2 separate regions of the Homo sapiens genome follow, and region 1 is linked to region 2. A link is a contact called in ENCODE Hi-C or POLR2A ChIA-PET data. All regions are on one chromosome and are shown on one strand. Each heading gives the region's core, a stretch centred on a gene start or an enhancer-like site at or near the end of the contact. The rest is flanking DNA. Distances are from core to core; before and after follow the strand shown. Region 1 holds the start of ESAM (endothelial cell adhesion molecule). Region 2 holds the start of HEPN1 (hepatocellular carcinoma, down-regulated 1).

Region 1 (4,494 bases), core at 697-3,196, 160 kb before region 2:
AGAAAGGGACCCTTCCGGCCCACAGCCCTCTCCGAGGCCAGAGTGAGGGAGCCGGCAGGGGCCGAAGGAGAGCGAAATGGGCCCGCTCCCCGGGGCTATTTTTAGTCTCCCTCTTTCTCTGAGAAACTCCCCCCGCGGGCTTCTCACGCCCCAGGGGCAGCAGCACTGAGCCGCCGAGGAGCCTACTGAGCCGGAGAGCCTCCTCCAGAGCCCAGAAGAGCGGAGCCGGGCGCCTGCACGTTGCACCGGGGTCACCAGTGCCATTTAACCCTCGAGTGGCTGGCGGGAACTGGGCAACCCCCCAGGGGGACCGATTGGAACTTTTGAGTCCAGGTCTTCAGTCTGACAAACTGAGGCTCAAAGCTGGGGTAGGACAAAGGGTTGCAGATGAGCAGCAGGTGAAGCCTGGGACACTCAGGCAGTCAACTTGAACTGTCCTCCCTGGCTTCAGAGATTCCCCCAGCCCCCACCCCCCACAAGGAAGGGGGATAGAGTTGGGGTGGAATGCAGAAGGAACAGAGCTGAAGTTGAAGTTGGGAAAGGCGGGATGAGAAGTCTGAGGGATCCTGGAGCAGGCCCACCAAGCCCAGAGGGACAGAAGGCTACTTGTGGCCTTGGTGTGGCCTGGGGGGCTGTACTTGAGACTCATTTTGTCCAAGGACTATAATATTGCATGCCCCGACACCTGTGGGGCACAGAACATGCTAAAGGGGACACTGGTGATCCTCATCTCTGTCCCCATCATTGTAGAATTTCACTCTACAGCTTCCCAGGCCTTACTTGTCCTGACATCCTCCAACCTGAGAAATGAGTTAAAGTCAATATAGCTAAACCCACCCTTCACTCCCATTCGAGATCCTTGAAGGGAGATGGCAAGAAAGCTGAGGGACAGCAAGTGAAATAGTTTAAAAGGGCCTAGTCCTGCCGGGTCCTCTCCCAGATGGAGTTCTGAGCCACCCCAGCTTCAGCTGAAGCCAGCGCCCCTGGAGGCCTACAACACTTCCCAAACACTTGCTCCAAGGAGGTTCCCTTCCTCTCTGACCCTTGGCCACCCTCCTCCCAATTTCCCCTCTTCCCTTTGGCTCTGGAAACCAATAAGGGTGGTGGGCCTTGGGGGGGTGGGGTGGTCACAATTCTGTTTCTCTGTGCGTTTGAACCCCTCCCCCATTTCCTGTGTCCCAAATGACCTCACGGTCGTCCTTTTGGGGCACCTCCCTTGATTCCCAGGGCAGGAAGCAGGAGGGGGCAAGAGAGAGCATCTGCGCTGGGGAATTGACACGAAGTGCGTGTGTCAAGCCTGGGGACCAGGGGTATTTCCCCGGGGGATCTTCCTCATCAGCTTGTATGTGGGGTCGGGGATGAGAGGGGGCTAGAGTTAAGTCCTTAAGCTCTTTAGCCAGTGTCTCATCTAGCGGCTCAGCTCATCCGGCTCTGCTGGGTGGGGGGTGGGGAGTGGACAGGGTGAGGAATGGTTCCGATAACTCACCCCAGAGGTATCCAGGTCTTCCGAGAGATGCCCTTACCTCCCCCCGCCATCCGCCCCCACACCCAAACTGGGGGCTGTCCCCGACAAAGCGAGAAGTCAGCGCCAGCCAGTGATGCCCTGGAGTGGGATTAGGAGGTCAGGGGAGGAGGGCGAGTCGTGGGACCCAGTTCCGCAGCAGTGGCCAAAGTTCTCCCTCAGGGTCGAACTCACCCCATCCCGCATCCCAAGTCCCCTCCAGGTCCGGGTTTCACTCACCGAGGGCACTCAGCCCCAGGAACAAAAACCGCAGCAAGTTGGTCACCAGGGGCCCCGGGAGGGAAATCATGGCCCTCCCTGGCCGGGACGGAGTCAGGGGCGCCAGCCGCGGGACGCACGGACCTGCAGGTGCCGAGGCTGCGCGACGGCCGGAGCGTGCGCGGGAGCCGAGCCGCTGACACCCAGGGCGGCTCCAGCCCAAGTCTGCGCGCCTGTGTGCCGGTGGCGGGGTGGGGACCGACGGCGACAGCGGGGCGGGGCATTCGAGGGGGCGGAGAGGTCGCCGTCCTCCCGGGCGGGGCGCGCGGGGTCCGCCGCCCGGGGGCGCCCCCAGCGCGCGGACGGCGGGACCCTGCGGCCTCCTCCAGGTCTGGACGCAGGGAGGGGTGAGGTAAGCTCTGATGCCCCACGAGCCAGCCAGGTACGAGTAGAGGGGGAAGAGGAGGCTCCAGAACTATCCTGAGCCGTAACCTTCCCTTCCGCCGGGGTGGGATAGGAAGGGTGACCAGGAAGGGTGGGAAATTTGGGGACTATCCGAAGTCAGAACCACCCGTAACACCTGACATGTAAACGCTCCTGGGCTCTGGCTCCAAACTTGGGGGTGCCGCATCCCCGGCCCAATCAGGGCGGTCTTCCTGAAGGAGGAAGAGGGGAGCAGCGTTTTCCAGCTGCAGGGAGAGGCCGGAGCGCCGGCCGCGCGGGCTCCCTGGCACAGCGGGAATCTGTGGCTTTCCTGGAGGCGGGGGCTGCGCGGCCACCGGAGCGCGGCAGCGAGGGCGACGGCAGAGGTCGCGCGGGAGCCCAGGGCGCCCCGGGACGCGCCAGCGGGGAATCTTCACCCGCGGGCAGGAAAAAGCGCTCCGCGAGTTCAGCAGACCCCAGCCCAGGCTGGAGGATTACCCCGGCCTGTGCCTCATACTCCGAGCAGGGAAGGTTGGCACAAGGTAGTCCCGGGAGCTGAGCAGGAAACTGAGGCAACGTGCGTGCTGCTCCCAGCTTAGCCCCTGAAATGAGCGGCGTACGGGCCTGATGCTGACTGGGGAGGAGGGGCGGCTGCGGGAAGGAAGACAGGACAGTCCCTCCGTTTCTTCTTTATCCCCCAAATCTTCAGTGCCTCCCATCCCCGCAGCGAAAGGCTCAGGCGCGCTCTGATCCTTTAATTCCCGAGACTAGATCTTGGTCGCTGTGAATTGAATTTTACGCCCCCCTTCCCGCGCCATTCGGTCAAAAGGCACCTCTGCGCCCTCTGGCGGCCGCCGCTCCCTTACAGAAAGGCACGCACCTGTTCTTGCTTTTCTGTCCAACAGCCAAAAAAAAAAAAAAAAAAAAAAAAAAAAAATGCTTCAAACATCCCAGCACAGCTCAACCACCCAGCAAAGGTCAGTGAGGGAAGAAAGCATAACAACGAATTCCTGACGCTGCCCGCTCTGCGGGCAGAGCTGTCTGGGAAGAAAAGCAGCCAGGCCTGCGGGATTCCATTTACTGCACATAGTTTTGCTGTTTTAACAGAGTGTAGTCCCTGGGCCCACACTTCACACAAGATCTTTTTCTATACAGTGCCCCATATGCCCTCTCAGCTGCTTCTTTCTAGTGTGACCTGCCTGGCTCCTCTTCAAATACCTGCCATGCAGTGGCTTTGAGAAATGCCTATGCAAACACAAAACTGCTCATGCAAACCCTAGAATCTAGTACTTGGCAGCTCAGTGGAGGCACAGACAACAGGAAGAGATACCTGCCAGTCTCACACTCTTGTGTAGGGAGCTACAAACTTGGACTTGGCCAAGCAGATTGTGTGGTGGGGTTGGGGGCTGTTGGTTTGGTTTTCCTATTCCATCACACTCAAATTTTTCTTGGCTTTAGTCTGCATTGCAAACCATCTCTTGTAAACACCCCTCCTTTGTTTCCAGACAAGTCACCCCAAATAAGTAACTCCTTCCAAGAGAGGAAGTACAAAGTCTTTTGGTTCTAACCCAGAAACACCAAGTATCTAATCACACAGGCTGTGCTTATCCTGATCAAGTGCTACATAAGGTGTAGCCTCAACATTCATTCCCTGTAGCTAACTTTTCCTTCAGAATTCAGATCCCAAATGACTTGTGACATGGGAAGTAAAGCTGCAACCAATGATTTGTAGTCAGTGAATGTCTCCATGTGACACAGGGGCAGTCTCTTCAAGATTCTTTGACCGTAAAGAATTGTCCTCACTGTCTCCTGTCTCCTATTTCAGCTATTTCTTTCTTCTGACCCTGAGGGCAGTCAAGTCGTAGAAGTTAGCAGAGCAGCTCCATTACTTTGTGAAAGTTTTCACCAAGATGCATTTTAGGGTGGACTGCTCTCCACCCTGGTGTAAATCATGAATGCTGACACAGATGATCTATGTGCGACCTGGGAACTGCTTACATAAACGTGTGCAAGAGCTAGTTCATAGTTTCATATGTTAGAGACTTGCAGGTCATTAGTGTTTCTTCCAATCACATCTCATGTTAGATTCCGAAAGTAATTCCTAATATTTACCTTTACATTTGAATATACTTTCTCTGTCCCCCTTGAATCAGTTATAAGGCTTCATTAAGGTCTAAATATTCCATTTCTTATTTTCGGCAGTGCTCATAGTTATCTGACATCCTGCTATCTTCTTTTCTAGACTGTTCTGGCCAAAGAGACTGGAGATCCAGTATCAGCAAGCTACTTTCTTGGTAAACCTCCATTTCCCAATGCTCATCTTTGTCCTCTACCCCCACCCATCCCAAGGC
Region 2 (4,145 bases), core at 1,608-4,107:
ACCTGGTGCTCTATTTTACTCCAGCTGAGCTGGCACCCAAGCCCAAGGCAATGTCTTTCCCACTCTTCCCTCTCCTTTCCTCAAGCAGAGGTGTCTCTTCCCTTGGTCACCACTGCCCCAGGCCCATGGTCAATACTGCCTGGCTACTGCTGATGTTCATTCATGGATCAAGGGCTCTTGAGTCAGCTTATGAATGCTGCTAAGCATAGGACTCTCCTTTCTAGGCAGTGGGCTCCACTATGGCCACTAGGGCAGGTCCAGAAATGCCATACAAGAGCTAAACCCTGGAATTGGGGACCCCAAGAGCCCACTTGGTTCTCTACCGCACTGAGGCCACACCGGTACCTAAGCTGCAAGACAAAGTCCCCTTTATCCTTCCTTCAACTTTTCTCAAGCAGAAGGAGCCCCTTCCCATAGCCACCACAGCTGGAAAGGTGCTTGGTGACATCTGAAGCCAACATGTCTCTTAGTCTCACCCAAGGCCAATGGCAAGTACTGCTTGGGTTCTATTGCAAATTATTGAGGGCCCTTGGGCTCTAGAGAGAGCAGGTGATGAATGCTGCCAGGACTGGGTCATTCCCTTCAAACCAATGGGTTCCCTTCTGGCCCAGGGTGTCTAGAAATGTTGTCTGGGAGCTAGGGCCTGAAATGGGGGACTCAGGACTCTGTCTTATGCCCTATCCTACTGTGGCTGAGCTTGTCTTATGCCCTGTCCTACTGTGGCTGAGCTGATATCCAAGTTGCAATACACAGTCCTGTTTACTCTTCCTGCTCCTCTCCTCCAACCACAGAAAGGAGTCTTTTTCAAAGCTGCAAGCTGTGATGCCTGGTGTTGGCAGAGGGATGATGCAAGCACTCCCTTGGCTGCACCAGCTGGTGTCTCACTAGATCATATGCTCAAGTCCACTGGCTTCAAGCCCAGCACAGCATCAGGAATCCCCCCTAGAATTGCAGTCCTTGTGTCCTAGACAGACTTTTAAAAGTTTATTTAGGACCCCAGAGCACTTTAACCCATGGTCGTGAGTCTTTTTGGAATTCAGGTTCCAACCACTGGGATGTGTAATTCCTCTCTGGCGAGGGCTGGTCTAAATGCTCCTTCTGTGGGTGCTGGCTGAGTTCTGCCTGGTGTTGTTTCTCCCTGTGACAGGGCAGCACTGCGTTCCAATGCAAAGCCCCACAATGACTGCACTCTCCCTCCCGCAAGTGCAGAGATTCTCTCTCTGTTCCATGCGGCAGCTGCCGGGTGATGAGGGAGGGGTGGTGTCAGCAATTCAAGACTGTCTTTCTTACCTTCTTCAGTGCCTCTTTCAGTGATATGAAGTTAAAACCAGGTATTGTGATCACTCATTGGATGTTTGGTTGTTATGAGGGTGCTTTTTTTGTGTGGACAGTTGTTCAATCTGGTGTTTTTGCAGGAAGACAATCAGTGAAGGCTTCTATTCAGCCATCTTGCTTCACCTCCCTTGGTAATCTCATATTTAATGAGTGCTAAGTACTTTGAGCTCACTGTGCTTTTAAATTTTGTTTTACTTCTGACTGCTTAAAAATTTCCCCCATCTCTGGCAGGGAAGTGGCTCATGCCTGTAATCCCAGCACTTTGGGAGGCCAAGGTGGGCGGATCATGAGGTCAGGAGTTTGAGATCAGCCTGGCCAACATAGTGAAACCCTGTCTCTACCAAAAATACAAAAATTAGCTGGACATGGTGGCACGTGCTTGTAGTCCCAGCTACTCGGGAGGCTGAGGCAGGAGAATCACTTGAACCCAGGAGGCAGAGGTTGTAGTGAGCCTAGACTGCGCCATTGCACTCCAGCCTGGGTGACAAGAATGAGACTCTGTCTGAAAAAAAAAAAAAAATTCCCCCATCTCTTGAAGCCAGCAATGCAAAACAAATATCATTTAAGCAAGACCTAGTTGTTTTGAAACAGGAAGACCTCTCAAACATCTAGTCTCAAGTATTTAGCAGAGAAGTTCCACATATCACTTTTTACCTGTTGCAATCTGGCTTTAACCCCTACTACATGTCTGAAACTACTTATGCCAAGTCACTCAATGTTTTCATTGTTGCCAAATTTAACATGCACTTTTAACTTCATTTCATATGTGAGCCCCCTGCCCTTGTAGTCCCGAATGCTCCCTTTTTCTTGAAACTCTCTTGTTCTTTTGATTGTGTGATATAGTTATCTCCTATATATTCTCCTATCTTGCTGGCTGTGCCTTTTAAGCCTTCTTGGTGAAGTCCTTTTAAATTTTCTACACATACTGATGCCTCAGAAATCTATCTGCAGCTTTCTTCACCTTCTACTTTGTATACTTTCCTGAAATAATTTCATCAACTGCTAGGCTCAGTACCCTGAATTCCCCCCCATCGTGTCTTGCACTTCCAAGCTTTTATACATGCTTCTCCCTCTGCTTGGAGTGTGTCCTCTCATACTTTTAAAAACCAGATTAACTAACAAGTCTTTCTAAGAAAGACTCAACTCAGGTCTGTTCTCCTCCAAGATGCCTTTGCTGACATCTAATCTACATGCTCCCAGAGCACCTTGTATCTACTTCTGCCATTGCATTTTACACACTATATTGTAATCTGTTTACTGATCTGTCTTCCTGACATAGTTATGCTGTATCAGCAGTGTCTAGCACAGGGCCTAGTCCATGGTAGGTAAACAAATGTTTGTCGAATAAATAAAAGAACACCTGAATAAGTAAATGAATGAACGGGTAAGTGATTTTGGAACGGACAATTTGGGGTTTGGAAAGAGGGTAAAGGAGGTGAAAGGAGAAGAAGAGAAATGACTGGTATATTTAAGCAGCTTGTTTTGTTACCCTTGTTTATGTGGAATAAAGTTGTCATTTCATTTCATCAAAAGTTTATTGAGCATCCAGTATGTGCTAGGCACTCTGCTGGATGCTAGTAATACAAAGATGAAGATGAAAACAACACAAAAACAAACCCCACTTCCTTACTTACCCCTCCCCACCCCCAATTTAAGGCAGATTTGGCTTAAGCCTGGCAAGCTGGCCCCTCAGGGATTCAGCACCAGGGTATGGCATGTTCTCATCTCACCCTAACCTTCACCTGTGCATCTCAAGGCTGACCAGCAGGTACTCCTTATCCAAGTCCTGCTGCCTCTTCCACCTTCTTGAGAAACTTTTCCCCTACATGCATTATCTCATTATGGATGAGGCACCTGGGAAGTTTAGGGGAGCTGCGAAGGCACACCTGCTCAAATGAGCCTGGGGAAGTGCCGAGGGACAGGGAGCTGAGACAGGCATGCTGTGGGGTTCAGGGCAGAGGGGGCAAACTAGAAATGTCAGTGCCTTTGGGGCTGAGACAAAACTTGACCTGGTGTGGAGGTGATGGGTAACTGGGGCCTTGGAATTGCTCCATGGGTTGATGGCGAATCAGAGCTGGAGTTTAGGAGACTAGGGATGCAAGGACCCTTGGAGGCATTAAGGAGGAGGGAATGGAATACACAGAGGGCCTCCTTCTCTTTCAGCTTTTTAATTGCCCTCTCTCCTCACACAGTAGATTACTGCCACTCCTATGAACTGTTCAATAGGCGGTGGCATGGGCATGTCCTGGCTACACAGCGGCCCAGCCTCTTTATTTTGATGTTAGTGTGATTAGGGAGTCTGCCCTTTTTCTGTGCCCTGGGACCTGAGCATGTGGGAGCAGGGCAGATGGGTGGCAGGAGGCCAGGGGTTGGATCATGTTCCCCCCAAATGCTGGGAAGCAATAAGCCTCCTCCTCCCCCCACCATTTCTCTGGAGATTAGGACTTATTCTCACAGCTGGAGGAAGCTCAACAACTTTCCTGAGGACAATGATTGTTTGAAAGGCTTGTTTTGTAAGGAAGCCAGGAGGAATATATGAGTTTGATGAGCTAAAACAGTTCCTCATTTGGTCTAGTTTTCGGGCCAGGGGAGTAAGTGAAATTCACTTCTCTATAAGAATAAGCCCATCCATCTCTTTTATTCATGAACAGAGACAGAAAGAGTGCTTGGCATGGCATGCCTCCGAGGGAGGCTGTGGGAGGAGGCCAAGCTGGCAGGCTCGGGTTCTTTGCCCTTGCTAGCGCCCAGGTCAGAGGGAAAAGGAATGTACTCGTACCCTTCCCTCACCACCTTGTAGGTCCCCAGGTACC

Evidence for each region. A loop is a pair of places that touch in the nucleus more often than their neighbours do. ChIA-PET counts read pairs that join two places held with the same protein, here RNA polymerase II (POLR2A). Pooled maps may share reads with other maps.
Region 1: a pooled map shows a loop between it and region 2 (3-fold over the local background). The contact joins the promoter of ESAM here to the promoter of HEPN1 in region 2. A Hi-C loop is called at or near these places in 6 of 50 pooled maps. POLR2A ChIA-PET finds 5 or more read pairs at or near these places in 5 of 52 experiments (BJ, OCI-LY7, Panc1 and 2 more).

What each region holds. Positions count from the first base shown.
Region 1 is chr11:124,760,344-124,764,837 of GRCh38, forward strand. It overlaps ESAM (endothelial cell adhesion molecule), which reads right to left and starts at 1,947. Exons shown (of 7, transcript NM_138961.3): 1 at 1,742-1,947. The coding sequence starts at 1,811. It overlaps ESAM-AS1 (ESAM antisense RNA 1), which reads left to right. Exons shown (of 2, transcript NR_120577.1): 2 at 4,386-4,494. RefSeq lists an enhancer at 1,502-2,005 and silencers at 1,736-2,145, 2,686-2,735.
Region 2 is chr11:124,916,393-124,920,537 of GRCh38, forward strand. HEPN1 (hepatocellular carcinoma, down-regulated 1) reads left to right here and starts at 2,858. Exons shown (of 1, transcript NM_001037558.4): 1 at 2,858-4,145. The coding sequence starts at 3,359. The coding sequence ends at 3,625. It overlaps HEPACAM (hepatic and glial cell adhesion molecule), which reads right to left. Exons shown (of 7, transcript NM_152722.5): 7 at 2,813-4,145. All of the region lies in intron 1 of LOC107984406 (a long non-coding RNA gene), which reads left to right.